Linked DNA regions of Mus musculus: region 2 is linked to region 1. The links are chromatin contacts, found by Hi-C or POLR2A ChIA-PET in ENCODE. All regions are on one chromosome and are shown on one strand. The core of a region is the stretch at or near the end of the contact, and the rest is flanking DNA. Distances in the headings are between cores, read along the strand shown.

What was found. A loop is a pair of places that touch in the nucleus more often than their neighbours do. ChIA-PET counts read pairs that join two places held with the same protein, here RNA polymerase II (POLR2A).
Region 2: a map of CH12.LX shows a loop between it and region 1 (2.3-fold over the local background). The contact joins the enhancer-like site here to the promoter of Pwp2 in region 1. A Hi-C loop is called at or near these places in 1 of 37 maps with a recorded cell type or tissue (CH12.LX). POLR2A ChIA-PET finds 5 or more read pairs at or near these places in 1 of 5 experiments (embryonic stem cell).

What each region holds. Positions count from the first base shown.
Region 1 is chr10:78,182,941-78,187,083 of GRCm38, forward strand. It overlaps Pwp2 (PWP2 periodic tryptophan protein homolog (yeast)), which reads right to left and starts at 2,209. Exons shown (of 21, transcript NM_029546.2): 1 at 2,131-2,209; 2 at 1,118-1,230; 3 at 6-100. The coding sequence starts at 2,148. It overlaps Trappc10 (trafficking protein particle complex 10), which reads right to left. Exons shown (of 23, transcript NM_001081055.2): 23 at 2,482-4,143.
Region 2 is chr10:78,371,639-78,375,781 of GRCm38, forward strand. No RefSeq gene overlaps it. Among named protein-coding and RNA genes, the nearest start is that of Gm40709, 21 kb to the left of the region's middle. Within about 2 kb of position 1,888, at least 1 of the 3 ENCODE cell types and tissues checked has a DNase peak (open chromatin) inside an H3K27ac peak, as active enhancers do.

The sequences.
Region 1 (4,143 bases), core at 959-3,458:
ATTACCTTCATCAACGATGATTGCGAGGCGACCATCTGGGGACAGCCCCACGCACTTGATGTTGTATTTGGTGGCCAGAGGCAATGTGTTGGATCTGTTGCTAAGAAACACAAAAAACCCAGCCCACAGTTGGTTTCGGACACTCGGATAGGGAGGGCAGGGCCAGAGATGGACTAGCAGCTGGTTCTCCTGCTGTAGGGCCCCTTAGGCTACAGCTCGTTCCTTGCCCTCCTGGGTCGTCTTGGTATTGACCTTTTCGAGTTAAGGGTAGCACACTTGCAAAGGCTGTATGTTCTTAAATTCAGAAGTGGATAGAAGGAGAAGAAAGCAGGGTTTGACTGAGCTGGAGGCACCATTATAGGTGTCGCAATTAGAACCTAGTTTGTTTGTTTTGTTTTTTTTGGTCTGAGTCTTCTTTAACAAACAGGTTCTCATTACTTCTGAGACCCTGAGATGTTATTTAAAGAGACAGTGACACAGAAGACCTGACTAGACCCAGTAATCCATCGACAGCAGGCACAGTAGGTTATACTGCTGGCCCAGCCTACAGTGTCTGGTAACGGAGGTCTAGGACTAGCCAGCTAACTGAAGCTAATGGGAGCACAGTGGCCAGAAGAACTGGAGGGTCTTGCCCAGGCTAGAGGGGATCAGCCTACAGACGTTCAGACAGTCAAGTGCTGAGTCATTCCTAGTCAGAAAAGGAGCCACAGCACATTTGTTGGGACAAGCAAAGCTAAGCCTAATCTCAGCAGGGAAGGTGGGAACCATCAGGGCTGTTGAGCAAGGACCCAAGACAGCCTGAACTCTCCAAACCACCTGTCCTGGGGCCCTTAGAGCCGCCCCTCCCCCCACAGTAAGTGCTCACCTTTTGAGATAACCTTCCTATCTGCCACCACCCCTACTTGCTAGCCAACAGCCAAAAGGCACATGACTTTTCCTTTCCCTTTAAGAGTAATGCTGGTGTTCTAGATACTAGAATGAAAAACGAGGACCTCAGCAGGCAACTCTACCATGACCTGTGTCCTCCTAAATCCAGTAGTCCTGCAAGCCACAAAGAGGATGGCTAGCCTTCACACGGAGGATAACGTCCCTGCTAACATTGTCTCCCCATACTTACTTCTTAAGGTCAAACACAGTGACTCTATTTCCCACGGGGCTGATAACAGAATTTCCATCATGTGTGAAATTTAAGTTTCCACACCGATAAACCGTACCCAACAAATTCGAGAACTGCAAAGGAAATGAATCAGTTTTAACACAGAGAACACAGCGTCAGCTCTCTGAAATGGTGATGAGAGGCATCTGGGCATAGGTAGTAAAGTACCTGACCATAGGTGTGTCCTGCCCCTGGGCAGAGGAGGAACCCAACTTAATTCTCAGGAGCCCAGGGTTCCCTTGAATGGTACTATACTCCCAAGACAGGAAGCATTTGCCAGGCACAGAAGGGCACAGGATCTCCATTCTAAGAGAAGCTGCTTCAGTGAACAGGGCTGCAGGAGATGCTCACCACGCCCACCGTGCTAAGTATCAGTGCCCCGGTGTATCCATTCAGTTATCAAAGGCAAGCATCTCCATCCAGCAGACACAGCTGGGTGTAGAGACCCGAGCCTTGTGTTCTATGTCCACATAGAAACGGCACATAGGCAATTGGACAGATGTCCAAACACTGCAAAGCCCAGCAGAGCAGTAGGGTAGTTGCTTACTGGGATTGCCTGGGCTAACTAAGGCAGGAGTCGATCTGGGGTGTAGGTGGGCAGCTATGCAACGAGATAACACCAGGCAGAGCTAGGCTCCTAAGAGGTATGATCAGCAGAGGAGCGCTGTCGAGACTGCTCCAAGAACTGGCGGCCCTGTAGAGAGCTGGGTGTTGCTTGAAGTTTGTTGTTAAGAGCCTTTCAGCAGCTATTGCTGTGTTGTCTGGCAAGAGGAGTTTGGACAGGGCTGGGTACAGCCCGAGACCTGTTGGGTAGGAGCCCGGAGCTCCTGGTATAAACCAGGAGCAATAGATTGCGATGGGTCGACCCACTAGTGCTTCCCACAGGCAGCCGAGATGACAACGACCTCGGTCTCTCCCGCGTCCTCGGAACCTTCCATCGCCCTCCCGTTGCCCCTGCCCGGCCCGCCGCTCACCCGGTAAGCGAATTTCATCCTGGAACCACACGTGGGGTACCGTACTGCAACCACTTCCGGAATACAAACAATCTCCGGCGCTTAAAACGCGCACTTCCGGGGCGGAGCCGCAACCCTAGTGTCCTGGGAAGCCCCGCCCGTCCCTCCCTCACCCCCACTCCCGCCACCACCCTGCCTCTACGCAGGCGCTGCGTAGCGGTGAACTAGCTGAGACCGCTAGGACGGTGGAGAATGGAGCTAAGTTCTAGGTCTCCATGCAGAGCCCAGTCCGGAGCTGAGAAAGCGAGCAAATCGTCACACACTCGCCTGTAACCGTGCAAAACAAAAACAAAAACCCAAGTTCAAACGGAGTTTCTTCTTAAAACGTGTATTTTTAGAATTTTAATGCTTACACTTTAAACGATCTTAGTACAGCGGCCTTACTCTGACATTATGTTACAGAACACTGTGAAAATGGAACCAACGCCTGCAGTGTCAAGGTGCGGCCGTCACCTTTCCTAGACCCCATCCCAGAGAACAAGAGCTGCCAACTCTCTTACAGAGAAAGGTGTCTTCATGAGAAATAACAGAACTACCAACATTTTAGATCTCCCCTTTGTTTTATTCTTAATATATATAATTAGAAAACCGTAGAGAACTCAGAAATATGAAACTCAGGGGGTGGGCGGTGAACTCAAGAGCCAGACTCCACTCTAAAGGACTACACACGGATGCGGGAGGCTAGCAGTGCCGGGTGGAAGCTTTTCTGCCAGGATCAAGTCTCAAAGACCTCCCCACACATGGACTTGACATCTGCAGGCCAACTGTCAAAGGTTTACCGAAAACAGAGTTCAGAGGGCTGTAGACATTCAGTAAGTACCAAGTTCTAATTTGCATACCCAGCTCCCCAAGTTTATTAGTTTTAAACTGCACATAAAATAGGTTTTCAGAGGGTTTTAAATAAATGTTTGTTTTTTTTTTGTTTTTTTTTTTTTTAAGGTTTATGTGAGTACACTGCCACTGTCTTCAGACACACTAGAAGAGGGCATCAGATCCCATTACATATGGTTATGAGCCACCATGTGGTTGCTGGGATTTGAACTCAGGACCTCTGGTAGAGCAGCCAATGCTCTTAACCACTGAGCCATCTCTCCAGCCCCAGTGTTTATTTTCTTTAAGCATTCCTCCAATTCCTGCAAATGAAAACCACTTGGTGGTGGTGTGTTGTGGGCGTCGTACTATCCTTTATTTACTGGCTGAGTTAAAAGCAAATACCCTGGGGCTGGAGAGATGGCTTAGCAGTTAAGAGCACTGAGTACTCTTCTGAAGGTCCTGAGTTCAAATCCCAGCAACCACATGGTGGCTCACAACCATCCGTAATGGGATCTGATGCCCTCTTCTGGAGTGTCTGAAGACAGCGACAGTGTACTTACATATAATAAATAAACAAATCTTAAAAAAAAAAAAAAGCAAATACACTGAATACTGAAAGTGTTGGCTTGGTTCTCCTGGTTCTCTCTGTGCCCCTGACTCTGGGCCCAAACATGGTCCCCAGGGGGCAGCGACTCCTGAAGAGGGCTCCCTCCTCTCCCAGCTTTCTACCTCAGGTCCCACTCACAGACACCACGCCAATAAGCCCAGAGCACTCTATCTCCTATATACAAAAATACATCACTTTGGAGGACTGAGAACGTTTAATACATACAGCATCTATTTACAATCTATGACTTCCACACCAGTAAAAACAAACACACATTTATTTTGTCCTTGATTTTTGGTGCAACTTATACACAAACATTACATCAGTTAGTCTGTACTCTTAAAAATAATAAATCAACAATATGTACAATCAAATTTACAACCAAAAGTAAATGAACCCGTTGGTGCGGTATGACTGCAACCCAGTGGCCCAGCTGAGGTCCTCCAGGCCCTGAGTCCTTTACGACTGATCAGAGCACAAGAGAGGCCCCTCTCATCTTCACTCCAGATGGAGCATCTTCAGTTCCAAGACTTAAGGTGCAAAAGATGTCGATT
Region 2 (4,143 bases), core at 638-3,137, 190 kb after region 1:
AGCTTCTTTTTGTGTTTGTTTGTTTTGTGTTGGTTTTGTTTTGTTTTGTTTTTTCAAGACGGTGTTTCTCTGTATAGCCCTGGCTGTTCTGGAACTCACTCTGAAATCTGCCTGCCACTGCCTCCTGTCCCCAGTGCTGGGATTAAAGGCGTGCGCCATCACGCCCGGCTCAATCAAGAGCTTCTTGCAGAATCAAGGATGTTGTAAGACTTGAGTTCTGCTGTAATCATCAAAGGGACCGATCTCAGAGGGACATGGGAAGCAACAGACCTAGCAGGTGCTTGAAGCCAGGGCCCTCAGGGTCTATCCACTCCTGCCAACAACAGTGTGTGGGTGTGGGATGTGGGGCTGGTCACTAGGTAACTGGGGCAGATCTTGGGGCAGATAAACACTCCTCTCAGCGTGATCAAGATAAGACTAATCACCACCTGAGAGCATTCTCACAAAGTCTGGCACTTGCTCTCCCCCCAGAGTGAGTCAAGTCCTGAGAGAATGTATATTTTGGCATGGGAACAATCATGTGGAGGATTCAAGACCTTAGACCCAGGACAATTGGCAAAGTCATTACCCAAATGGCCCAGGCTCGAGAGAAATGTCAAAGCTATTCTCAGGTCTATGTGTTTATAGACACTCGATCAGTGTGTGCAAAGGCTAGCAACTGTGGCCTCCTCCTTTATAACCTGAGACAGCCTGGTCTACAGAGACCTCCTACGGAGACTAGCTAACACCTCCCCCTGCGCTATGCCTAACAAGCACGCTGAAGTTCTGGGATGTGGCAGCAGTGTTAGCATCTGAGAACCCCACCTGATGCCAGCTTCACTGTACATGTGTCTGTATGTCTGTCTTTTCTTCATCCGACGCTGCCCCAGTCCAGGACCCAAGCTGTGTAGGGTGTAGCACATCCTGCTCCCCACCATGTGCTGGCACCAGCCGTATTGTTATGCGGCTGGGGAGCCTTGTTAGGCACTCACTGACCATGCTACATGGAGTTTGAAACAGCCAAAGTCGTAAGCCAAATAACCTCTTTTCTTTCTGAATGACCCAGCATGATGACTGGGTTCAGAGGTTCAGTCCATTATCATCAAGGCGGGAGCATGGCAGCGTCCAGGCAGACATGGTGCAGGAGGACCTGAAGGTTCTAGCTTCCACGTGGTTAGGAGGAATCCCCATAGTGACACACTTCCTCCATCATGGCCACACCCACTCCAGCGAGTCCACACCCACTCCAGCAAGGCCACACCTCCAAATAACCATGCATATTCAAACTGTCACACAGCAACAGAAAAATATCTACTACACCCCAGCACCGGGTACTTTCTCCTAAGGATACGCGTACCACACAGAGACCCGCAATACCGATCGATCTTCCAGTGATGAAGCATCAGGCGGCTCCCACCTTGAGCAGTTAAACAGACCCCGAAGGAACATGAGTGTGCAGATGTCTCCAGTTCAGCGCTCTTTGCTGTCCCTTCCACTGTAGTCGCAGGCGTGCAACTGCTCGGGTAAGTCTGTCTGCGGTGGCTTATTTTGAGGAACTGCCACACTTTCCCACGCTGGGTGTGATTCAAGTTTTTAGTAACGTTTTTGCAAACCATCTTTAAAAAGGAAAAGGCAGCACGGACAGCAGGGACAGTCGTTTGACGGGCAGCGTTTGGAAGGGTTGGTCCTTTCTGACCCCGCAGATAGATGTGACTAGTAGCTTCCCCAATGTCTTGGGACTCCCACTCTTGGCATTGACAGGAGGATTCAACCATGCACAGCCCTGCCCATAGGAGGGAGCCTGTTCCTATCCCCCCAACCTCACTCCCTAGCTCCGTTGTCTACACTCCCTGTAGCGCCAGAGCTAAGTAGGAAAAGCTCCAGCCGTGTTTTAGCAGTGGTTTGGGTAGAAATCAAAGTATTCATGTTTTAGAAGCTGAGCCTCCAGTGTAGACATCAGTAAAGGGGGTGGATCCTTTAAGAGGGGGAGACCTGGAGAGAGGCCATAGGATCCTAGAGATGTATCCCAGAAAGCATCCATGCAGTTCTCAGTTCTCAGAGATAGCTCTGTGGTTCTAGAGGAGCAAATCCACTCTTCCTTCCTTAGGAGCTGTCTACCATGCAATGATGCAGCCACTACCGGTGGGCAAATAAAACTGTTCTCTGTCCTACCCAGTGCCAGGCATCCTAATAACAGCAACACAAAATGAATACAGCAGTCGGTGATCTTCTCATGAGCTGTAACTGTCAGCACCCAGGGACAGGCTGTGCTATCTACATTCATGGCTTCAGGCTCCCCGGTGTCATCTGCCTCTTTGTCTGGGCAGCTTCCTTTCAGCAGGTGACAGCTCCAGTCTGTTCATGAGCTGTTGGGCCCTTCTGTCAATCTACACTGACCCTCCAACTCTGACCCTACCACGCAGTTTTCAAACACCCCTACCCCCGGCTCAGAAGACAGCTCTACCTCCACATCCCTCTCCCCACAGATTTTCCAGCATCTACACACCAGCCTCTCATTCACCACTGTGGTCCCAGCCCTCTCAGAGAAGGGCAGAGGCACAAGTAGTTATGGAGATGGTGCTGAGCCCAAGGGCTACCAACAGTGCAGGCCAAGTGACCACTGAGCCCAGCAAGAAGGGACAGACAGTTGGTTTTGCAGTAGGCACCAGGCAGACATGGTTCCATTTACAAAGCCCACCTGGTCCAGGAGCCGCACCTCTCCTTAGTGTCCTCATCTTTAATGTGGGGCCACACCACTGTCTACCGCGTCAAATAAAGTTGTGTGCTTTGAAAGTCCACAGGAGCAAAGAGTGCAAGCCACCTCCAGGGCAGAGGAGGGGTGCCTGATGGACATCTGGTATGGCGCTCTTGCTGCCTCTCCGCAAGCCATTGACCACCGCCATTCTCTGCAGAGATGTCCTAGGGCAAAGCAACACTAGGACTGGCTGATTCCCTGGACAAGTTCTGGGAGAGTGTGGGCAACTCAGTAGGGATGGGGCTATGGCAACCATCGGCCAGGCTGACCCTAGAACTGATGTCCTGTCATGAATCAGTTAATAAACAGGCTTAAAAATAAAGTTAAAAATGAGAGGGCTAGAGCCAGGCAGTGGTGGCACACACCTTTAATCCCAGCACTTGGGAGGCAGAGGCAGGCAGATTTCTGAGTTCGAGGCCAGCCTGGTCTACAGAGTGAGTTCCAGGATAGCTGAGGCTATACAGAGAAACCCTATCTCAAAAAAACAAAACGAGAGAGAGAGAGGGGGGGGGGCTAAAGCCCAGGGAAAGGTGTGGAGTGTCAGGTGTAAAGGAGGGCATGGCGGGTTCAAAGCACCATGGGTGGCAACTGAGGTTGCTATCTGTGGTGGTTTGAATATGCTTGGCCCAGGGAGTGGCAGTGTTAGGAGGAGTGGCCTTGTTAGGGTGGGTGTGGCCTTGTTGGAGTAGGTGTATCTCTGTGATTGTGGGCTTTAAGGACCCTTGTCCTAGCTGCCTGGAAGTCAGTCTTCTAGCAGCCTTCACATGAAGATGTAGAACTCTCAGATCCTCCTGTACCATGCCTGCCTGGACGCTGCCATGTTTTTGCTTTGATGATAATGGACTGAACCTCTGAACCTGTAAGCCAGCCCTGTAGCAGTAAGCAATTACATACTCAAATTACCCCAGCTGCAGCAGTGTGAGTCCCTTGTTGCTCAAGAGTTACTTACTACCCACCCCAATGTTCTGGATTCCTGAATGAAAGACACACCACAGCAACACACACACACACACACACACACACACACACACACACACACACACACACACACAGCCTTTTATTTAATATGCCTTAATTAATAGCTTAATGTCTGGGCCACTCTCAAACATCTACACTGTCTCCCCTATGATATTCCTGAATTATTACTAAAACTATACCTGGGTGTGAAGGTGCAGTGGGGCTCTGGGGCCACTCTTTCCTGGCTCTTACATGTTTGGTGTGCTCTCTTTTCCTGAACTTCTCAGGCCTGATCTTTCTGCTTTCCCATCATGATGGTTCTAAATCCTTCTTCTCTCTCCATCCCCTTGCCCACAAATGCTAAAGTCCTCCATCTGTCTCCCTGCCCAGCCATTGGCCACTGGCAGCTTTATTTACCAATTAGAACCAACTGGGGGCAGGGACCCTTCAGT